Regions from separate parts of the Mus musculus genome. Here regions 1 and 2 are each linked to region 3. The links are chromatin loops, found by intact Hi-C in ENCODE. Cell type or tissue: left cerebral cortex. All regions are shown on one strand.

Evidence for each region. Hi-C counts contacts between places; a loop is a spot of excess contacts. Peaks named below come from ENCODE experiments on the same cell type or tissue, not always from the same donor. Only the 100,000 strongest peaks of a DNase experiment are listed, where the experiment ranks them.
Region 1: a loop joins it to region 3, with 4 times the contacts of the local background. A loop is called at or near these places in 3 of 42 quality-filtered maps.
Region 2: it touches region 3 in a loop (2.7-fold over the local background); 16 of 42 quality-filtered maps call a loop at or near these places.

The regions. Positions count from the first base shown.
Region 1 is chr4:32,610,902-32,618,901 of GRCm38, forward strand. It overlaps Casp8ap2 (caspase 8 associated protein 2), which reads left to right and starts at 4,569. Exons shown (of 11, transcript NM_001122978.2): 1 at 4,569-4,591. In left cerebral cortex, no CTCF peak of the experiment used is centred here; a DNase peak (open chromatin) is centred at 4,409; H3K4me3 peaks cover 1,720 bases; H3K27ac peaks cover 1,025 bases.
Region 2 is chr4:33,116,060-33,124,059 of GRCm38, forward strand. No RefSeq gene overlaps it. Among named protein-coding and RNA genes, the nearest start is that of Gabrr1, 12 kb to the right of the region's middle. In left cerebral cortex, CTCF peaks have their summits at 3,261 (motif pointing left) and 4,016 (motif pointing right); a DNase peak (open chromatin) is centred at 3,262.
Region 3 is chr4:33,027,179-33,035,178 of GRCm38, forward strand. Ube2j1 (ubiquitin-conjugating enzyme E2J 1) reads left to right here and starts at 4,202. Exons shown (of 8, transcript NM_019586.4): 1 at 4,202-4,438. The coding sequence starts at 4,408. 4933421O10Rik (RIKEN cDNA 4933421O10 gene) reads right to left here and starts at 4,145. Exons shown (of 2, transcript NR_036602.1): 1 at 3,679-4,145; 2 at 1-3,343. In left cerebral cortex, a CTCF peak has its summit at 3,816; DNase peaks (open chromatin) are centred at 3,357, 3,723, 3,881, 4,229 and 1 more place; H3K4me3 peaks cover 2,710 bases; H3K27ac peaks cover 1,791 bases.

The DNA.
Region 1 (8,000 bases), 420 kb before region 3:
AGTGTCCTCTTTAAAATGTGCTAGCATGAATACTACAGCACTTCATAACATTTGTCTTTCAAACCTGTCACCAGAACATCACTTCTGGCATTTGATCAAAGGCAGTTTTATGAAGCATGAAATTACAGCCTAATTTTTGCCTGTAAAAATGTTCTAGAAAAATGTTAGTTTTATAGATTTTGTAAATTTTTTGAAACAGAATCAAGACAATCTCCTATTTATGATATACTGTAGCTTCATAAACAAAGCACTCCTTTCATGCCATCTTTAGCCAGTTTCTCCCTGAACCCCAAGACGTGACCTGCTAACACACTGTAATCTCTTGCTCTGGAACTTAGTAATAGTCTTGTCCTATGCAAGCCCAGAATTAAGAGATGATTTGGCTAAGAAATGATTTGGCTTATCTGGTCTCCAGTGCTGTGGAAACCTCAGTTTACCATGCAGACATGGCCAGGTCCAAGAACCACACCACACACAACCAATCCCCAAAATGGCACAGTTACAAACACACAAGTCTCTTAAGGAGTTGACCCCAAGTTCCTGAGGAACATGCACTTTGCCAAGAAGCACAACAGCAAGGCCCGAGGAAGATACCAACACTGAAAACACAACGAGTGGACAAGCAGAGGCCATCGGTGGTTAAGCCGGGTGTTCCCTGCTCACCCCAAGCTTGGGAACTGGATTTGAAGCTACACGGCCAAGGACCATAGGCTCTGACATCCAAAGCCCAGGGGTCAAACCAAGACAGAGGCTGCAGCTCCAGCTAAGGCCCAGCTTCAGCTCCAGCTCAGGCTCCCAAAGGTGCCGGGCCTCAGTGAAGGCCTCAGAGAAAAGGCTGCTGCCAACGTGAAGTCAGATGGACTGCTGGGACACACCTACTTACACACTGTAGATGACCAGTGACCTGCTGTTTTTAACTTGAAGTAAGATCTGTTTTAAAAATGAAGAAATGACATCTGTGAGATGAGTTGTTATTATCATATTATTTGCATTTGTCAATGTACCTACCAATAAGGGATCTAATTAAGCAACCATGCTAAATTCACATAATTTACATTTCCATGTATACAAAATAATTGAAAAGCTGGGTGTGGTGATGCATATCTGTAATCCCAGCACGCGAGAGGCTGTGGCAGAAAGATTGCAGGTTTGAGGCCAGGCTAGGCAACTGAGTGAGTTGAAGGCAGCTTGGACTGCATAGGAAGACCCTGTCCCAAGAACCAAAGAAGAAGGAGAGGAGGAAATAAGGAAGAAAGGGAGGGAAGAAGGGAAGGAGAGAGAGAGAGAGAGAGAGAGAGAGAGAGAGAGAGAGAGAGAGAGAGAGAGAGAGAGATCTAACACAGAATATTCTCCAAGAGTTAGGAGTTGAAGAGCATGTTCAACTACATCATAACTTTGAAGGCAGCCTGGACTATGTGAGAATCTATTTTGTGAGAACTGGGGATTGTGGGGGAGATGAAAGAGACTGAGAGAAGGGTCGGCAATTAAGAGCACTTGCTGCTTTGGCACAGCATCTGAGTTCAGTTCCCAGCACCTTCATGATACCATCCATAATACCATTTCCGGGGAGTAGGGGGCAGCAGCTCTCTCTTCTGGCCTCCACAGCACTTGGTATATAGTGGACTGAAATGCATGCAAGCAAAATACTCATGTATATAAAATAAAAACAAATAAATTGAAAACAAAAAAATACCCAAAATAGATTTTTCAATGTATGTGTGGTGAACACAATGTATGCATATTCATGTTTGCATACACACGGACACATATGCATGCAGGTACATATATATATATATGTGCATGTAGAGGCCAGAGATTGACATTAGTTATCTTCTTTGATGGCTCTCTACCTTATATATTGAAGCAGAGTCTCTCACTTGAATTCAGAGCTCTAGCTAGCCACCTTGCTCCAGGGATATCCCCTGTCTCTTCCTCTTGAACACTGAAATTACAGATGGACCTGGATACCCAGCAGTTACATGGGCTCTGGAGATCTGAATTTCACACTTATGTGGAAAGCACTTTTACTTGCAAAGCCATCACCCCAGTCATATGATACATTTTTTTTTTTTTTTTTGGTTTTTCGAGACAGGGTTTCTCTGTATAGCCCTGGCTGTCCTGGAACTCACTCTGTAGACCAGGCTGGCCTCGAACTCAGAAGTCCGCCTGCCTCTGCCTCCCAAGTGCTGGGATTAAAGGTGTGCGCCACCATGCCCGGCATATGATACATTATTCAATGAATAGTCAAATGTATACTTTCATCTAAGGACTGTGGATACATTTTTATTTGGAGGAGTCCTGAGATAGGTGTCGCTCCGTGGTAGATCACGTGCTTCGCATACGCCATGAACTCATTCTCTACCACTATGAGGTGAAAATACTGTGAGGTGATATTTAAGAACATGGGAAAGTTAAGCTGGTGCCCAACTAGAACCTTCACCACTGCTGACTAGTACGGTGCTGGAAAGGTATTCTGGATGTTCCTGGAGGTGAAGGGTGATCATCAATATTACCCAGCCATAGACCCTGCCATTTACAACAGGAATGCCTGCAAGACATATTTGTATGTTCCTTCATTTACTGACCGGGCCAGGGTAGAAACGGCTGTTAGAAATCAAACTAGGCTAGTGGGAGAAACTGTGGCAATTTTGAGAGTAATTAGACATTTTACGCCTTTATCAGAAACAGAATTTAATGGCAATTACCAGACTCAATACAGTTGCTGTTGCCAGGGTACAATGATGTCTGCAAACTATAAAGGGTATACAAAATTAATGCTAAGACCAATTTTTCTGTCAAGCTTCCTTCCATGTTTCTTTGGCTTCTGAGCGACCATACATAGAAACACAAAGAGTACTGAGTACTTCACTGCCTGAAGCATTTGGTCTCTCAGGAATGGGAAGGCGCATCGTGCTTCAGGAGCCATGGACTCTAAACTGAGAAACCTATGCTGCATGACTCTCAAGGCATCTATGCCAGGTCAACGCCATGGGTCCCTGCACATATTGGTGCAATAGTGACGTGCATGCTATAGGAATAACAAACCATTTTCTGTGTGGATTTAAGGTCTGCTCAGTGAGACCATATCTGACACTGCTCAAATGGCCAAGAACCTGAGACTAGATAGTTCATAAGCCTAGAGGTAAAACTACTACTATGATTCTGCAAAGGCCAATAAAATACTCATCACGACATAGCGCTATACCCCTAAATCACTGCATTATTCAAGACTCATCAGAGAAACTTCTTACAGTAGGAAGCAACTAACAATGGGCAGAGAGTGAATCTTTGGAGCACTTAGCCCTAAATGGGACGCCTTCATCAAACCCTTTGCCTCAAGGATCAGGGACCCATTACCCAAAAGGAGGCAGAGAGACTCTCAACAGCCAGAGGTGGCGGATGACTCCAAGAACTGTGTCATCCAAGGAACAGACACAACAGGACTAATAAATATATGAATGCAGAGGCCGATAACCCTCATAAGACCCGTTGGGGTTCAAGCCTGAGGAGGTATTTGCAGTTGAATTCAACCTGCAGAGAAAGGAGACAGCAGTTTTCTTTAGTAGAGTGGCACTGGTCTATCAGCCAGACTTTGGGGAAGGGACAATACCCAGGAGTAGTTGACCAATATAAATTGAATTCCATGTTTTTGTGTCTGAGCTTTTTGTTTCGTTTTGTATTGTCTTGGCTTTGTTTGTTTTTTCTTACTGGTTTCTTTTTTGTTTCTTTTTCCTTTTTTCTTTCTTTTTTTGAGAAAGAGAACATGAAGTTCGGTGGGTAAGGAGGTGGGATCAGAGATGCGTTCGGGTAGGGGAAAAACGATAAAAATAATTTATTGTATATATATATGTATATATATATATATATATATATATTTTTTTTTTTTTTGGTTTGGTTTTTCGTGACAGGGTTTCTCTGTGTAGCACTGGCTGTCCTGGAACTCACTCTGTAGACCAGGCTGGCCTCGAACTCTGAAATCCACCTGCCTCTGCCTCCCAAGTGCTGGGATTAAAGGCGTGCGCCACCACGCCCGGCTTTACATAAAAAAGTTTAATACGGAAAAACAAAAACAAAAACCTTCTTCTATCCCGCTGAATTAGTAATTCTACGCTACGTTCACCATCCAGGATGGCATCTTAAAGGTCAGATCTTAGCGCTGTCTAGCGCGCAGCTGACACAATTTATACACTAAAGACCTCAAGCCTTCTCCACTTGCTCTCAGCCAAAACAGCTAGGAGCCTCCACCTTTACTTTCCCTTTCATTAGCGTCTCCCAGACCCGCCCCACTTCCGCTCTGGTGACGTCTTTTCCGCGGAGAAACCCCGCCCCGTTGTCACTGAGGTCACGGCCCGCCCACTTCCCTTCGGAGCCACAGAAGAGTAAGTACCAGAGTTTGGCGCCAACTGGAATCTTTTTTTCCGCCTTCAATGGCGGGAACTGGCTGTGTGCGCCGAGACGTGCTTTGCGTCTTATCTAATTGGTTGTCGGCGCTCGGTCCCGCCCTGGCGTCCTTACCGTGAGCTGCGATTGGTGGAGACGGCGGAGCGCCTGGCGTCCGGACAGCGGCCGCTGTGCGGGGCTGGCCGGCCGGGTAAGTTCCTGAGGGCCTGTCGCGGGGCTGCTGGGGAGAGGCAGCGGGGTGCCGCCTGGGATGGCTTACGCTCTGGGCGAAGGGTTGTGCCTGGCTGGGCCTCGAGGAGCCAGCTGCCGTCCTCGGGGAGCGCCCCTCGGAGCGTCTCGGGGGGCGCTGGGGCGAGCACCCGGAACATCGCCGGGTCTACAGCGCGCCCCTCCCCTCCCCCACCCGTGTCTCCCAAGTCCCTACTGCCGAGCTCTCGGTGAGTGTGGAGAAGGGGCTGTCCCGAGGGTCGGGCGATCAGTGACAGGGGCAGTTTCCCAAGCTGAAAGCTTGAGAGAAGAAGTTGTTTATGTGCTCTCCGCAGCGCCTCGAACCATCCCTGACATGGGAATGTAGAATTCTCAGGAAGCATTAGTGCTTCAAGGATCCTCTTGGCGGTCTTTTCTCGCCACACCAACACCAAACTTCTCGCTGAAGGCCTTTCTCCTATGAGCTTCAACCCCGCCTTGGAAGGGACTAGGCCACTAGGCAAGACTTCTTGGCTCTGTTACCATACCCCAAATTATTTTTTTTCCATAGTATTTCCTGCCATCTTACGGGATATGTCCAGAGATTTATGTTTTAAGGGGTGTTTTTGATTTTTGACATCTGACTGGAATTTATCCCAGCTCTCCACTTTCTAGCTGTTGGCTGCAGCAGATTTTCTAATTGGCTCTGTTAGGTTCCTCATCTATTTAGACGGGATAAGGAATAATATAGACTTGATAGGAGCTTCAGGATAATTTAAAGGAGTACTTAGCGCACTTATATCAATACTTGACTTGTGTAATGTATGCTGCTTTTCATGCCTGTCTCATCCTCAGAACCTAGAGTGAGATTTGCCTCTTAGCTTTTGCCTGGTTGTTTTCCTTCTACAAATGTATGCTTTTGTGTATTGAAAAATTTGAACTTCATACTGCTTTCAGAAAAGATTAGATGACCCCTTTCTCTATGCATTTGCTTATGAATCTGTTGAAGCTGTTTATCCTTCCAGATAATGGTTATCAACCTGTAAAATTTTTAAAGAACATTTTGGTGCTAGGGACTGGCCTTTTCAAAGCTGTGAGGACTGCACACTACTGAGCAACCTTCCTAGCCCAGCAGCTGTTATTAATCAATCATTAGCTTCTTGGTTTTTAAAACTTGGCCTCTGCATGTTTCAAAGGTGTACCACTCCTCTCAGTAGTAACTCAGATGGGAGATGAGAAGAAGTATAGAAAGATCTCTCTCACTCCTCTACCTTTCATATTCTCTCTCTCTCTTTCTTCTCCTATCTTCCCACCCTGGGAGACTCACTGACTTGTAATTTTTTTTTTAATATACCTGTCACCATGATGCTAATGAGCCCCAAATCATCTTAACTCTCCTTTTCTTTTAAGAAAAATCTGTTAGGGATCCAACTCTATTTCTAACCCAGACCGACATTTTCACCTGATTGTTGTACAAGTGATTCACCGGGTCTTCTTTATTTCTCCATTACCATTAAAAGAATGCCTTCCACCTTATCAGAGGTAGAAATTTCGGAATCATCTTTAACTAATTTGGCATTTCATTAGCTTAACAAATTATTTTATTACTTACTAACTACTAACCGCTATGCCAGACAGTGCTAAGAGCTGATGATGGTGGGGAACAAAACAGATGACCCTTGTCCAACCTGGGCCTGTACTGTCAGCAAGGTGGACGTGTTTTCTCAAATCCCACGGGAATGTAGAGTTGAATTTAAATGTAACTTTAATCACCTGATGTAATTGTCATTTCCGAAGCTTACTGCCTGAGTCCTGAAAGCTTCTAGCTGCTGTACAATCTAATCTAGTCCTGGAGTGTTTTCAGCCTCTGAGACTTATTGCTGAGTAAGCTCATCTTTTCTCATTCTTTCTGACCTGTCTGGCTTGTTCTGTCTTCCTGTGTCTAGCTTGTTCTTTCTCTCGCTCTCTCTCTCTCTCTCTCTCTCTCTCTCTCTGCAACCTGTCTCTGTACACCTGTCCCAGTAAAGCTGCTTTCTCTCCTTTTTTACTTTTTTTCTCTCTGCACTGCTCTTTTAGTAGCTTCCCTTTCCTCTCTACTCTTGTGAGAGTTGAGCATACTCTGTTCTGTCAAATCTTTCTCTGATTCAGCACTTTGCCACTCAATTGGACACCGCTTTCAAACATGGGTGCTTCCTTTTACAAACTCTACCTTCATTTTTGGAATTACAGGAGTGTACTGAGGGCCTGTCTGTATTCCAGCCAGAAGAATTAAGGTGTGTGCTAAGGGCCAAGACACACAACTAGAAACAGAGCTTTTCAGTAAATACCAAGAGCCGGCGTGGTGGCGCACGCCTTTAATCCCAACACTTGGGAGGCAGAGGCAGGCGGATTTCTGAGTTCGAGGTCAGCCTGGTCTACAAAGTGAGTTCCAGGATAGCCAGGGCTATACAGAGAAACCCTCTCTCGAAAAACCAAAAAAAAAAAAAAAAAAAAAAAAGGTAAATAACAAGATCCTGGGTTTGCAGTGTGATAAATATTCTGCAACAGTTGAACTGTGGAAAGAAGTCCTCTAGGGAAAGGACACAGTGGTATAAAGATATAGAACAATGTGAGGTGAAGTGGCGCACACCCTTGGTCCCAGAACTGAGGAGGCAGAGGCAAGTGAACTCTAGGTTTGCACACTGCCTTGTGTACAGATTGACCTCCTGCATGGCCAGGGCTACATGGAGAGCCCTGTCTCAATGCTCTCACCCATATGCTCCCTAAAACCCAAAGAAGAACATATCAGAGGTCCTTACCTAGTGGGACGACATTGTGCCTAGGGGACATTACTTTGGCCAAAATAACAGTTAAATAATGGTAGAGTATTGAGCAGACAGTCTGCACTTTTCAGAGTTGCTGACCGGGAGAGAACAAGTGTGCTCATAGAGCTACTCATGTGATCTGCGTAGGCTGCTGGGGGTTGGAGAAGAACCATGAACAGAATAACACTGGTTCAGTGGTACAGGACTGGCATGCAAGACCTCTGCAGAACTGTTAGCAAGTGTGTTCATTGTCCTGATCAGCAAGGAGCACCCAAAGGTGGTTAAGCACAGCAGGAGCACGGTTAGATTGCTGTTCTGAAGACAGCTCAGGGTGGGTGGGATAGCTTAGCCAGTAGCTGATGCCAAACCTGACAAGCTGACTGAGGTTGACACACATAGTAGAAGGAGAAAATAAATTCCCCCAAGTTTTCTTCTGACCTCCATCTGTACAAACACAATAAACAAATACAAATACATATAATACATAAATAATATATATTATAAATATTTTTATATTTTATATTGTATATATAATATATATGTATTCTAAGGACAGCTCAGGTTTTGTTATAAAGGAAATTTCAAATCAATGAGTGGACATTTGAATAG
Region 2 (8,000 bases), 89 kb after region 3:
ACAGGTTCAAGGCTAGCCTGTACTGCAGAGTAAGTTCAAGGCCAGCCTGAGCAACTTAAGATTCTATCTCAAAAAAGCAAAGCCAAATAAGCAAAAAGCCCAAACCAATCAAGCAAAACCCGTAATGATCAAAGAATCTGACTGGAACAAGGAAGCAGATGCGGAGTAGCGGGTTACTTTGGGGGTACACTGTAAATACCACAGCTGAACACAGGTCCAGTGAGAACGGGCTGACAACGCCTGACCTCATGTCTGCTCAGCCTCAACATGAAGTGAGCCCAAGAGAGAAGAAACCTGTTAGAACAGATTCATAGGAATTGGCTATTAGTTGCTGCCCCAGACTGTCTCCCATTTTCCGCAGGCAGGAGATGGCTCAGCCACCTACCTGTTTCTCAGACGCCACACACACTATGATGATAACCCTGCCCTGCACCCATTTTTTTTTGTTTGTTTGTTTGTTTTTTTGGCCAGGAAAATGGCCTGAAACCTCTTCTGTCCAGGCCTTTGTGGCCCTCTACAAGACACAACAGTTTAGCAAGGAATCAGAAAACTCCAGAAAGCAAGGAAATCCAACCCTGACCTGATTTCATAGACCCCTGACAAATCCGAATGTCTTTCGGAGACAGTATAAATCCGCTTACGTCTACCTGATGCTCCATCAACCTAGAGGCTGCAAAGGTCAGCAGATGGCATCCGAGTCCCACAACAGTGGTCTCTGCTTTGTGGTCCTCATCTACTGAAGTGTGTGAATGTTGATCTTTGACCGCTACTGACTTCTTTGAGAAATCACGACTCTTATTTTGATCAAGCCTCAGTAATGATACAACCCTCAAGATCAGAAACTATGGAATAAAATTGTAACCTTAAAGCCAGTTTAATGTATTTAAAGCACATAAAACCGTCTTTAGGTTTACATAGGATCTTAATGTGCTTCATTATAATTTCATATAATTTATCTTTTGCATGTATTTGGGACACCAACTATCTCTGTGCTTTTTAGCTTAAAAAAAAATCACATATACTTCATCTAATGTATAGGTCTGAAAATTGCTGAAGGAAGATCCCAGACTCAGATAGCATACAAAAGCAAAGAGTATTTATTCTGCAGAAACAACCAGCATGCGGGGGTCAACCATTCTTTGAAGTGGTAACCCCAGATAAAGGCATGCAGGCCTTCTTCTAGGGAATTGGGGGAACCCTCTAGAAGGATTAGGTAATCTGAACTTTCGACTGGTGGGTGCTAGGGGGTCACAGGTGATAAGTGGTCTACATTCCTATGTCATGAGCGTGCAATCATGTGATGACGTAGGGCTGTCCAGCGCAGATGACCCACTTGGAGATAAGATATTTCCCTGTTTTTGTGGTTGTCCCCAGGCTGTTCTTTGGAGAGGATTTTATGATCTTGTTCTGGATTTTGTGGTCGGTTTTTAGAGCTGGTGTCTTATGACCTAGTTTCTGGGACTCACGGTCTATTCCTGAAGTTGGTGCCTTAAGGCCTTTTTTGAAATCAGGTCTGGTACTCAAAATGGGAGAAAATGGGGTCTTTAAATGGGGACAAATGGGGCTTATATTGTCCTCTCAATACCTTTAATCTGGGCACTTGGGATGCCGAGGTGGGTGGGTCTCTGTGGTTATGAGGTCAGCCTGGTTCATCCTCTGGAACTGGAGTTACAGGCAGTTGTGTGCGCCACCACGTAAGTGCTAGGAACTGAACCTGGGTCACCTGAAAGAGTTGTAGCAGTAGTTACTCTTAACTGGTGAGCCATCTCTCTAGCCTAGTCTACACATGAGTCCCCAGCCAGTGAGTACAGCCAGGGTTACAAGTGAGACCCTGCCTCACCCTCAAACAAAGAAATAAACCAGCACAGGTTGGAGTGACCTTTCTTCACATTGTTTTAAGATGTGTCTCTGTATTTTCAGTTGTTAATTCTGTACTGGCTGAGAGCTAAGTGCTGGCAGGGCTTTGGTATTGTCATTTCTTTGGCCCATTACTGGGTTTTCTATTTGTAAATGCTTGTTCTTCCACACCTACCCCAAAGATGAAGGTCAAACAGCCCTCACTGCCTAAAGGCAATCCCAAGAGATGGACCCGGCCTTGTCTTATGGTTGACTAGTCATAATAAAGATCTGACAGCCAATAGCTGGGGCAGAAAGAATGGGCAGAACTTCTGGGCAGGCAGAGGCAGGAAACTAGAAGGAAACAGACGGGAGAGTGGGATGGATCAGGGAAGTGAAGAGATGGCCTGTGATGGGGACACAGTGCCGGGAAGTCAGGTTAAGTTAAAAGCTAGCTGCGACTCTGTCCCAGCAAGGCCTGAAGATTTAAACTATCTAGAACTCTTCTGACTTATTTAAAAGGTAAGTAGGTCCGTGAAAACACCGCAATATTTAGCACACCAATGTGGGGCACAAAATCCAAACTTAGGCACTCGATTCAGGCTTAGGCCACGAGTTCCAGACACAGGAGCCAGACGAGAGAATCCAGGCACAAGAGTGTGGAGCCATGGCGACTGCAAAAGCCTAGGAGAGACCAAGAGAAGGAGATGGTGCAGCTCAGGCAACTGCCCCTTCTGGTCTGGCCGGTTGCTGGCGCCTCAGGTGGGCATAGGTCACCTGGCCGCTGCAGTTTCTCCGGCCAGCTGCTGCTGCAAGTGCAGTGGGTGGAGACCACAGGCTCCCAGGCAGGACCTAACACATCCCTGAGCCCCGTACCTGGAGCTGCACCTTTCTAGAAAGAAACAAAGGCTGAAGATCTCAGAATCAGTAATGCATGTTCGGAACGGGCAATTTGCAGAGGACAGAGTTTAAAGAAACTTAAGTACAGAAATAATTATCAAAGATTGAAAGTGGTAAAAGAGAAGTAATTGGAAATATTTTGTAAGTGTGCATAAACACTGAAAATAGGAAACTATAGACCGTCAAAGAAAGAAATACTAAGTTTAAATATAATAAAGTGAAGTCTCTGAAGGAAGAGTAGGGAAGGAGTTAAAAATAAATGGAAAACACTGTCAGAGGGTGTTTGGACCCTGTATAGGTTTGTTTTAATTATAAACATAGATCTAATTATGTGTTTGGTAATAATTGCAGTTTTTTATGTCCGTTCTAAGAAAGATAAAAGTAAAGTAGAATTAAATAAGGAAAGAACTGAGAGATGGAATGCTAGATTAAAAGCAATAAAACAGAAATTAGAGGATTTTTCAAATCAGAAAAAGAATTGTCTTGCTAGGTCTGAGAAATCCAATCGAAAGCCTATGCTGCCACCTAGTGGTGATATTTCAGGGTGGCAGTCTAGTCCCATTAGAAGACCAACAACGATTTTTTTCTTTTTTCTCTTCTCTTCTCTTCTCTTCTCTTCTCTTCTCTTCTCTTCTCTTCTCTTCTCTTCTCTTCTCTTCTCTTCTCTTCTCTTCTCTTCTCTTCTCTTCTCTTCTCTTCTCTTCTCTTCTTTCTCTTTCTTTCTTTCTTTCTTTCTTTCTTTCTTTCTTTCTTTCTTTTTTCTTTCTCTTTCAACTACAATAAGACAGCTCCAGGTGAGAGAAACATACAAGGCTGTGAAGATTTTGGATAGAAGCCCATAGAGATGCTAGATCTAAAAAGATTTAAAGAGGCAATGGTAGCTTATGGCATACAATCACCTTATGTGAAACAGATGCTTAATAACTGGCCCATGCAAAATGGTATAATTCCAAAAGATTGGAAAGATTTCATGTCAGCCATCTTACGACCTGGCCCTCAACTACAATGGTTGATACGGTGGAGAGAAGAGCTATGGAGCAATGCAATAGGACTCGAGAGGCATTAACATTGCCAGGAATCAGTTGCTAGGTGAAGGTTAGTGTGCTGGGTAAAGAATTAACTCAGCAGATTATGTTCAATGATGCCACCTTAGAGCAGTGTTGTACAGTAGCTTTAAATGTTTGGGACAAGGATGAACAATGGGGAAAGTGGTCTGACTTATTTACAGAAACGTATTTACCCAGGGCTCAGAAGAATCTTTCACTGACTGATTTATTTTATATGTGTACACTGTTGCTCTCTGCAGACACATCAGTAGAGGGCATCAGATCCCATTACAGATGGTTGTGAGCCACCATGTGGTTGCTGGGAATTGAACTCAGGACCTCTGGAAAAGCAGCCAGTGCTCTTAATCACTGAGCCATCTCTTCAGCCCCAGGCTAGACGTTGTCCCCAGGCCTCAAACCCTGACTCCATTCTTGTCTGCCACTCCCAGAGGCACCTGGATGTCCAAGAGTCTGAGAATCCCATGACCCTGGCCTCATCGCAGGCCTGGAGACCCCTGAACCAACTCAGACTTTCCAGCATCTCAGACTGTGCTTTCCTGCCCCAGGAGGGCGTCTCCGCGCTTCCCTACAGCCCAGGGTCGGGTAAGCTTGGTCAAACTTTCCACATTCTGCCTCCCCAAGCAGCCATGCCCAGCGGAGGATCCACCTAAAATAAGGGGTTTCATTGTGACTTTCCTACACATTCATAACACGTTTTGATCATATTCCTGCTCCATCACCCTTGCCCCCATCTCCTGGCTCTCTTGCTCTTCCTAAAATCTCTCTCACACTTTCATGTTTTCTTTTTAAAATCTAGATTCCTTATCACGTGGCAATTGTCCTTCTGAGTTTGTCTCATTTCGCTCAACTTGATCTCTAGTTCCACCCCCTTTCCTGAAAACCACGTGGTTTCATTCTTACTTATGGCTGAGTTACTATATGTGTGCATGTGTGTAGTTGTGTGCCAGGCTATCCAGTTGTGATGCACTGATGGGAGTTTAAGCTGACTGCGTATGGAATTCCACATGCCTGATTCCACTAGAACCTCTTGGTGTCGTGTGGCTACTGTGGATAGTGCCGCAATACATATGGGTGTTCAGGCATCTCTGCTGTGTGATAACTTTGTCTCCTTCCATGACATATCAGCGTGAGTTGGTGGACCATATGACTCAGTAGAGAGGCTCAAAAACAAAAGCCTTCTGAGCTCTTGTAATTGCAGAAAACAGCCAGGGCCCAACACAGAAAGGGTTCTATAACAAGCCTCTCTCCTCTCATTTCTGGGAGGGGAGCCTCCTGGTGGAAGAAGAGGCCTTATTATAAAATCTCCGCAGATGCTATGAGCCTGTCCTTCATGTAGACGCATCTTCAAGCTGACTGATTCAGTCTGGCTTCTCTCAGCTTCTCACTGAGTTGCTCTGCTTGGCTTCATATTAACTCTGGCAATTTGTTCTAATCTTCTGGCTCCTTCTCATTCTCTGGCTTATTCTATCTTCACCTGTGTCTAGCATGTTCTTTCTCTATAACCTGTCTGTCCCAGTAAAACTGCCTTCTTCCTTCTTTTCTCTCTCTCTTAAGTAGCTTCCCTCTCCTCTCTCTTCTGAGAGTCAGGCATATCCTATTCTGTCAAATCTTTCCCTTATTTGTCACTGTGTCTGCCACTCAATTACGGCAGAAGAGTACAGGTTACATTAGTATTTCTGTCCTCCCCAAGACCTCAAGGCATGTGCAATTAGGGCAGAATTACATCCAGCTGACTAGGAAGGATGGCCGGATACTCAGGAAAGGGACTTAAGAGGGAAGGTAAGCAGTCAGTTGCCCAACTATGATAATCTTTTGCCAGCCGGCCCAGCAGAATTCCAGAAAATGGTGCCAGTCACTTGGAGGAGGTCCTGAATGACAAGGTATGTGTGTAGGGGGTGTGCAGGTGCCTGTGGAGGCCAGAGGTTAAGGCTAATACTTTCTTTGGTGACTCTGCACCTTTTTAAAATTGGGTATCCCATTGAACCTGGAATGGCTAAACTGGCTAGTGAGCTCTAGGAATCCACTTGTCCACGTTGTTTCCCCGGTGCCAAGGTTATATACCCAGGCCTAGGCTTTCTGTGTAACCAGGACGCTCAAATTCAGGGTCTTAAGCTTGTGCCGCAGGCACTGCAGCAATGGACTCATCTACTAAGCCCTAGAAAAACATTTCCTAATCTAGCATCCAAAAATCTCTTCATGCTCACACTCCTCGGAGGTGTGTTGCATTGTCTTAAATATTCTGTTGCATTCAGTCTGAGAACATCTCCCCTTGTCGCTCATCCTTGATATCAGCAGGGCACTGCGACTCTCCAACCACGCTGAGCTCACACTGCCATCTGGAGGCGTCACATCTGCTGCCTCGGTTTCTGTAGCTGAACGGTTGTCAAGGGGGCTGACATTGGGGTCACCATGGAGTTCTATTGGTTTTTCCCTTAAGTTCCTCCAAGACTCTTATTCTCCACAGAAGCCTCTTTCAGTTTGCTTAGCAAAATTGAGCCATGTGGTACTGAACAATTCCAAATGTGCCTCTGTCTAGATGTTATCAGAAGGATCCTGGACTGCACTTTAGAAATCACCTGTTGTTTGCTATCCTAATGAGACAAGGAAACCAAGACCAAGAAACTCTGTTGAATTTTGCCTCTAGTATGTAATGTTCAGTCGAATTCCTTTTTCTTAGGGTCTCAAAGAAAAACTACCACATGATATTTATATGTGACATGTATTTATACATTTAGAAATATATACATATATTATATATGCATATATAGGGATACACAAATATATATACACACACACATATATATATATATACATATACATATGTATATATATAAGTTACTAAGTACATAAATATGGCCTCCTCAGTCTGTATAATATTACTTGTATGTATATTTTCAGGGTTAATCATTTGATTGAGAACCATTGGTGTGCTGGTTCCTGAAGATTTCTCCCACTCCCAGAATTCCTTGCTTGTCTGTAATTCTTTGGGTATGGTTAATGCTCACTATCACCCACCTACTATCTCACAGAAAATTCCCTGATCCCCTAGCTCTTACAGTCTGACTTAGGGTTTTCTTGCTGTGAAGAGACACCACGATGAAGGCAGCTCTTGATGTGGGAAGCCACATGTGCCGTTGCAGAGTGGTGCTAGCTACTGCTGGCCACCACGCATAAGTTTGAACAAACAACCAATGTGTACATATGCAGTAAAGCTTTTTGCCAAGTCACTGCCTGGCCCGGGCATGTTAATGAGGTACTGAGAATATAACCAATCAGATGTGAGACATGCAAATGAGGTATGTTAATGAGGTTCTGTGAGGTACTGAGAGAGAGTAGCCAATCATATGAGAAACATGCAAATGAGGCATAGTGTATAACCAATCCAGGTGTGAGACACGCCTCTCCTAGGCCTATATAAGCAGCACCAGTTCTGGGCTCGGGGTCTCTTCACCTCTGCAATCAAGCTCTCCCAATAAACGTGTGCAGAAGGATCCTGTTGCAGTGTCGTTCTGTGGGAAGCCACATGTGCCGTTGCAGAGTGGCACTGACTACTGCTGGCCACCACGCATAAGTTTGGACAAACAACCAATGTGTACATATGCAGTAAAGTTTTTTGCAAAGACACTGCCTGGCCCGGGCATGATAATGAGGCTTTGAAAGTATAACCAATCAGATGTGAGACATGCAAATGAGGTATGATAATGAGGCTCTGTGAGGTACAGAGAGAGAGAGTAGCCAATCAGATGAGGAACATGCAAATGAGGTGTAGTGCATAACCAATCCGGGTGTGAGACACGCCTCTCCTAGGCCTATAAAAGCAGCACCAGTTCTGGGCTTGGGGTCTCTTCACCTCTGCAATCAAGCTCTCCCAATAAACGTGTGCAGAAGGATCCTGTTGCAGCGTCATTCTTGCTGGTCGAGTGCGGCGCGCACAAGATCGTTCTTGTTGGTCAAGTCGGGCGCGCGCAAGAACAAAGGACAGTTTCAGAGGTTTAGTCCATTGTCGTCATGATGGAAATCATGGCAGCATACTGGCTGATGTGGCGCTGGAGATGGAGCTGAGAGTTCTACATCTTGATCTGAAAGCAGCAGAAGAAAACTGTTCCTGGGCGTAGCTTGAACTTATATCAGACCCTCCCTAGCCCTGGTGCAACACTTCTTCCAACAAGGCCTCATCTATTCTGCAAGGCCATACCT
Region 3 (8,000 bases):
GAGGTTCAGTCCATTATCATCAAGGTGGAAGCATGGCAGTATCCAGGCAGGCATGGCGCAGGCAGAGCTGAGAGATCTATGTCTTTATCCAAAGGCTGCTAGTGGAAGACTGACTTCCAGGCAACTAGGGTGAGGATCTTAAGCCCACACCCACAGTGACACACCTACTCCAACCAGGTCACACCTATTTCAACAAGGCCACACCTCCAAATGGTGCCACTCCCTGGCCCAAGAATATACAAACCATCACAGTTATATAGTCAAAACAAATGTGACTAGGTTCCCCTGACCTATACCTGATAACGATGCTATTGTGCTTTTTTTTCCTTAGAGATGTTGTAGCTTGAGCTTTAAGCTTTGGTGCCAAGAGTTTCTTTGGGGCAAGAGCCTATTCTTGGACACTTTAACTTTCTCATCTGGACTGTAACATACAGAAATCCCAGTGATATTACCGTATGCACACGGAACTCAGTCCATACCTGTACCCCTTGAAGTCATTCCGGGGTCGTGTGCCTGCTGCTGAGCACAGAAGGTCTGGGATAGCTGCTGTGTTCCCAGACACCGGGACCGATTGAGTCCATCTGGTTCTAGGAACTCAGTTCTGAAGGCCAGGGCTCCTGGGGAGCCTTAGGGTCTAAGAGGGCCAGGCCTCCTCCTGAGGAGCTCTTAGGTTTGGGTACTCCCTTGTCCTCTTACACTATATTGGGATACCAGTAGAGGACCTGGGATTCAGTGAGTGTTTGGGAGGCCTGGGTTTCTAATGGCTGGCTGGCCGAATTGTTGTGTGAGTGACTGGACAGATTCTGCCCAGAGAGTGGCATTTTTGTTATTAATGTCTCTGTCCCCTTTGGTTCTGTCTCAGGGCTGAACCAGAGAGAGCTAGTCTATTCTCTAGGTTCTTTGAATTAGTGATTAGAAGCCAACTTGGCGTGTGCACCTCACCTTTAAGGGAGAAACCCACTGCCCTTGTTAGGTGTTCTGTGAGTTGTACTGATTCCTTTCTGGGATTATACTCGTGGTTCCAGGAGCCTCCACCCTCTGATCCAGGAGCCTCCACCCTCTGATTCCATCTGTGTTTCATTTTGTCTAGACTCCCCTTCTGCTTCTCTCCTGTCACCCCAAGCTCTATGACACTCACTCTCCCCACTTGGCCCCTTTCCCAGCCTTCTTCTCTACTTCTCCCAGACTCTCTGACACTCAGAGTCTGATCTCAACCCTTCTTACCCCATTGCTCAGTTCCCATTTATGAGAGCCAGAACCTAGTTAATACCCGGTCCTCCTCCTAAAGTGCTCCCTGAGCCCTTAGGGCAGGCCATGTATGATAAGGTCTCAGACAACACAGAGACAAATAGCAACTTCTCAAACAAAGGGGAGTTTGTCAAACATCTGAGTTGTGCGAACAGGGTCAACCTCGTACTTATGGGACCTGCCATCCCCACTGGTATGGGACCTGCCATCCTGATAGCTACCCATTCTCCCCCTCTTAGGAGGAAAAGCTAATTCCATGGCTGAGTGGTAGTTAGCTAGTTCTGTAAAAAGAGAACGCCCTTCTCCTTGTTTTTAATTGAGGCAGGGTTTCTCTGTGTCGCCCTGGAACTTGATCTGTAGACTTTGTAGACCAGGTTGGCTCCAACTTCCGGGTACCGGGATTAAAGGCATATGCCATCACACCTGGCTCCCAAGAGTTCAGATAATGTAAGTCAGAGACTCTGCCACTGGGCTAGTCGGCTATGGATAGACTATGGACAGTCATCTAAATACTAAGTAAGAGGTGTCACCCCCTGGATCCACCAAATCCAGGTAAAGAAGACTTCCTGAGAAGGAAGAGGCCGGGACGCTAAAGGTCCACGCAGACCAGCCTTGCCTTCCAGAGACTTCAGGGACCAGCTTTCCGGCTCTGCTCTGGTTACAAAGCTAGAAGCCAGTGGGCACGCATTGGAAACTAAGGAATCCAAACAGAGACATCAAGCATTTGAAAAGTAACTAAAAGAAACACTAAAAGTAACAAGGAGTGAAATGACTAAAGTAACACCATTTTGTCCTGATCTTACTCGGGCTCCATTTTGTGTCTGCTTGAGCACTTTCCCAGCTCCTTCACCCTCCCCCCACCCCAACAACATTCACATCCGCCTTGGCAGCACATTTGGGACTTTCCATGGCTCAGATACATAACCAAAATATTTGCTGGTTGTATAGTCAAAACAAATGCAAACAAGCTCCCCTGACCCCGACGATGCGATGCCGTTGTGGTTTCTCTTTAGAAATGCTATACCCTGAGCAGAGAGAGTCTTTGGGGGCAAGAGCCTGCTCTTGGTTGCTGGCTTAATAAAGGACTGTAATTTGGCCTTATATATGTGTGGTGGTCTATAACGTCTCACCTGGACTGTAGCAGTAAAATATACCAAGAAGCTAAGAACCTGCACTGTACTCAAAATAAATAAGAGAACTTAAATGAACTGCTCAATTTCTTCAAGACTTCAATTTTCTTCAACCATTAAAATAATCTGTGTCACTGCCAACACTCATGAAGAGTAAATGAATTGATCAAGCATTCAACGTCCAGTAGAGCTTGTATCAGGATGTCAACGCTAAGGGGAAGGGGACCACATTCACAGGGCTTTGTCTAGAGAAACGGGGAACAACACATACAACACATGGGGATTGTAGCTCAAAGCTGTCAAGACTCTGAAGTGTTTTGAACTTCATCTTTTGTTATTTGCAGCATCGCCAGAAACTGGTTTAAGTTTGTTTTTTATTTTTTAAAGTTATCGTCAGGATTATTATAAAAAATAAGATGAAATTCTTCCAAATTTTAATTTGGGATGGAATCTTTTTGTTTGCTGAAAATTGTTACTTTCTTCTAGGAGGGAATTTGTTCTGAAGAAACAAAGTATTCTTTTGACAAACCTACATTTCTGGGAAAATTAATCTTTCCGACCCAGTTAACAGTCAAGCAATTAGTAACTTTTAGCATTTACTCCTTTTTTAAAAAAAAATCATATTTACCCTCTCTGTACATGTTTATATTTAGAAAAAAATTAAGAGTTGACTTTTCTCTTGCAGTGATTATAATTAAGCTTTGCCATGGGCCCATAACTCAATGCCGGATTTGTTGCTGTCTTTTACCTAAGGAAGAGCCCCCAAGGACGAGGTGATGTGGCTTCAAGAATAAAATAAAAGAGAAACATCCTTATCTCCATTGTTGGGAGGAAGAGGAGAGCCTCAGGGCAAAGTGCCTTCCGAGTCTGGCTGGCGGGCGGATGGGAACGACTACACCCCCTCGGCAGGCCTGGTCATGGGGCCGGTCGGAGCAGCGCAGGTTGCTGGATGCTAAATTTGAGGACTGAACACAAAGAATGAAAGCTTAATGGAGAAGCACATTGAAGCTCGGTTTTGCTTGCTTCTCTATTCTTCAGATTATCACCGTACTATTCAGAAAACATCGCCTTTAATGGCTTAGAAGATGCCACTTAAATCTTTTTTTTTTCCCTCCTCCTTCAGACGGCTGGGAAAAATTACTGACATTCCCACAAACACATTTGACAATGTTAAACAAGAACACTAATCTGTCTAATTGGTTAATCTTCATTCCACCTATAACCTTCTCTAATCTCCGCTGGCTCCCTCCCTTTTTTGAGGCCCTTTTATCTCGGTAAGCCGTCCGAACCAGAACCTTACTTTCTCTGTCCTCCATGATCCGAAAAGACAAACGCACCGCATCTCTTTCAGACCGACCTGTCCCATTTATGCGTTTTTATTAACATTCCAGGCGACCCCTTGGTTTTATTTCTGGGAGGTTCTGATGCACCCCGAAAAACGCTGCCTTAGCTAACCGCACCGCGGAGCTAGGGGCCACTCCCGTCCATCGCACCGAGGCCAACTGCGGGCTCGGAGAAGCGCACATCACGGCGCCGCAGTCCCAGGCCGCGCTCGCCCGCCCGCCGCTCCGGGCTGCGCCGTTCCTCCGAGCTCCCTGCGAGCTCCGCGGGAACCCCTGAAGGGCCCGCGGCGAGTCGGTCTCCCGGGCTGGGCCGAGGGGACGACGAGGGTGCCGCCCGTCTCCCCAGGGCTGCCGGGCGGGCGGGATTCGCGGGACCGCCGCTGCCGAGTGACCGACCGCCACGAAGCGCCCGCCACGTCAGGCCGACTTCACAGACCCGGCGCCGGCGGTGACGCAGCGGCGCGTCAGCCGGGACGTCAGTCCCGCAGGCCGTCCGCAGCCCGGCGCCCCGTTCGGCGACGCCCCGGCGCCCGGCCGGCCCTCAGGGAGGCGGACCCCGCGGCACGCACCTCGCCCGCGGTCGGGCTGGACTGGGCGGTGTCAGCGGAGGCCCTCGCTAGGCGCGTCCGCCGCGCGAGACCCGGGCAGCTGCGGCGCCGACGAGAGCGGCAGCGGGGACGTCCGCCATGGAGACCCGCTACAACCTGAAGAGCCCGGGTGAGCCGGGCTGGGGCGGCGGGCGGGCGGACGGGCGGGGGACCCGGGACTCAGAGCGCGGCGCCTCGGCCCGCTCGTGTCCGCCGGCCCTCGCGGCTGCTCCGGGCTCGCGCTTTACGCGAGGCCGCGGCCGGTCCGGGGGTGCAGGCCGCAGAGCGGGCGGCCGCTGCGGATCCCCCGATGCGCTGGCGCTCCTCCGCTCCTGGCCTCTTCCTCCCGGTGTCTGCGGAGCGAAGCAGGAGACAGCCGAGCCAAGGGCAGGTGCGAAGGCGACGACGGTCCGCACTACTGACCATCCCTGGCCGCATCTGCGTCCTTCGTGTCCCCTCCGCCTCTGCCGACGAACTTTTGTTAGGTGTTTGACTCACATTTGAAATATCCCATTTTTATTGTGGTTGAAATATCCAATTTCAGTATTTGGGGGAGAATTTATAGACGTAGAAAAAAAAAATATGTCCTGTAGCTAAACTAGTTGAGCTGTGCACTTGGGAATTAACCATGATTTGGGGGGGTTGATTGCTACTTTGAATTTCTTTCCTTCAGTTAATGCCCTCAGACAATCCTGGCCTCCAGTTATTTTCTGGTGCACTAAAAACAATGCCAAAAACAAAAAACAAAAAACCCATTATCAGTTGTCATATCTTTTAAGGCAGACGTAGCACAAATTACTGGAGCCTAAAAAATGTACTTTGATAATTTGTCAGGGGGAAAAAACTCCTCCCTGTTAGCTCTGAATAATAAGCCTCAGGGTATTGATGATCATTGAACTAGAACTCTCGTCACCGTTTGTTTTCTTTCCCACACTGCTTCTTAGTTTGGACTTAAGTCTGATATCTTTATGGGAAAGAGTTGGTATTGTGAATCTTTTTAAAAATATATATATATTTTAAATTTTTAGAATATATAAAGGAAAAGCCAGAGAATATTGGCTGAACAGAATGTTGTTAGCTTGAATGCTGATAAGTAAGTGGCCTTAGGGACCAGATGTAGAATTAGTCATTTCTACGGTGTTTGTTTAAAATTTGACCACGCCTGTGTAAGAATTATATGGCTGAATTTTAATGGGACATGTCTCTGTCTTCAGCCCATCACTTAAAACCTGAAGAGTTAAAAAAGGTCAGAGAAAGTAGAAATGCCTGGATTTTACCATTTTGATGCCAGAATGATTAAATTAGTTGGAATTTTGTTGTTGTTGTTTTGAGACAGTTTCTCTGTGTAGCTCTGGCTGTCCTGAAATTCACTCTGTAGACCAAGCTGGCCGAGATCCTCCTGCCCCTGCCTTCCCAGAACTGACATTAAAGGTGTTTGCCACCTAGCTAAATTTGTTGGACTTTTAAAATCAAACTGTGCAGTAAATTGTACAGTACTTAGTCACACCTAGAGCAGCAGAGGTCCTTAGGCAGATGTCCAGAGAATAATGCAGTGTGAAATGTTGTCAGGAAATTGTTCAATCTTTTTTTTTTTTTTAACAACTTCCTTTTATCTATCTTTTTATTTATGTGCATTTTTTTCCCTTGCATGTATGTCTGTGTGAGGATGTAAGATCCCCTGGAACTGGAGTTATAGACAGCTGTAAGCTACCATCTGGGTCAGTTTATAAGGTCTTCTGGAAGAGCTGGCAGTGCTCTTAACTTCTGAGACCTCACTTCAGCCCCAAATTTCTCCTTCTTGATAGGCTATTGTACCCAAGATTATGATAAAATTTAAGCAACTTTAGAAATTTAATACATTTCTAGATGGGTATGGTGATTTGTGCCTTTAATTCCTGCATTTGGGAGGTAGAGGTAGGCAGATCTCTGTGAGATCCAGTCTGATCTACTTAGTAAGTTAATAAATTTTGAAAGTAAGTTGGACTTCGGTTGACTCTTGTATCTGTTTACAAATTCTCTTCTCTAGGTGATGCTATTCTTTAAAAAGCTTTAAACTGTCTTCCCTGTTGATGTAGGTGATTTTGAGTTCGTAGAGAAGGTAGTTTCAATGAACTCTAGAAGTTGCCAAAGTGCCGAGAAGTCTGGTGATAATGCTTGCTTTGTTTTAGTCTCAAATCTTTGTTACTTGTAGATTACTGACTGTGAGAGGAAGTAATCGAAACATCTCATTTCCTGTCTGCTAGTGTTGGGTTATCTCAGAGATAAGGATGGGAAAATCTTGGAGGACACAATACAGACTATGGTTAACCGTTGTGTCCTGCATATGGTAACTTTGTTCCATCGTACCAGAAGCCTGGGAATTATCCTGTTCATCCTGTTGGTATCAACCGAAACTTCACACTAATCAGACTTTCCAGTGAACCCAGACCATATCAACTGGTCTGCATAGAATATGTGATTGAACATTTTTACAGATTTCCCACAGATCGAAAAGGTCTCTGTGAGTTGTAAAAACCAAATTCCTTGGTATCCCAACCTTCTTCAAACTCCTCTATTTCCCTCAGATATCCCATGGATTTATAGCATCCAGGGAGCTGCTGCCCTTCACGTGTTAGGCATCTGGTCTCCCACAGAGACACCTTTCACAGTGGTGCCAAGACAGTCTTCAGTCTTGGTCAGCTCCTTTACCTCTGCCCTGTGGTGAAGGTGTTACTGTGTCATCAAACAGATCCATTAAACAAACACTCACTAGATCTCTTCTCAAATTGACAGTGTTTGAGCAGCAATCATTTAGCAACAGTAAAGCTCAGAGTTAGGTTGGTTAGCTTGCTGGACAGGGCTGCTCAAGACTTAACCCTTGCTTTCCTTGCCAGCTCCTTCCCCTGCCTCTCTTTGGCTCTTTTGCATTTCCTCCTGACCCACTCTCCAGATGGTATGTCTCCATCCCTATCGGATCCTCTGTTTGGAATGCTTTCCACTGAGCCCATCTGAAATTCCTATTACTTCCTAAACTTCTCTAAGGTTCAGCCTTCTCAGCTCCCTTAGGCTAGGTAGTCCTTAACTTATTCATACCTGGTCAGTACTGTCACAGTGTCTTCAATTTTTTTTTCAAGTCTTCTAATTGCTATAAGCTTGTTAAGGCAAGAAGTTATTCTTTTTCTCTCTCCACTTAAACATTTTTCAAATGTGTATTGTTTGTTCATTTTGTTTTAATTATTTTACTTTATTTTTATGTGTAGGAATGTTTTGCCTGAATATGTCTGTGTACTAGTGTGAGCCTGGCGCTCATTAATGTCAGAAAAGGGCATTGGATCTCCTTGAACTGGATTAAGATCCTCCACGTGTTAGGAATCAAACTTGTGTCTTCTAGAAGAGTAGCCAGTGCTCCTAACTGCTGAGCCATCTCTCCAGCCCTTTGTTTTGTTTTGGTCTTATCATTTATTTATTTTGTGTGTGTGTGTGTGTGTGTGTGTGTGTGTCACTGTATAGAGATCAGACGACATCTCGCTGGAGTCAGTTCTCTCCTTTCATCATGTGGACTCAGGTTGTGTCTCGTGTTGTCAGGCTTGGTAGCATGTTGCCTACCTACTGAGCGTCTCTCCGGCCCATCCTTAATTTTTTTTATTTTTATTTTTAAAGTAAATACCTTTGCGGTGTCTTTGTAAACAGAAACAGTAGTTCTTAAACTTTTG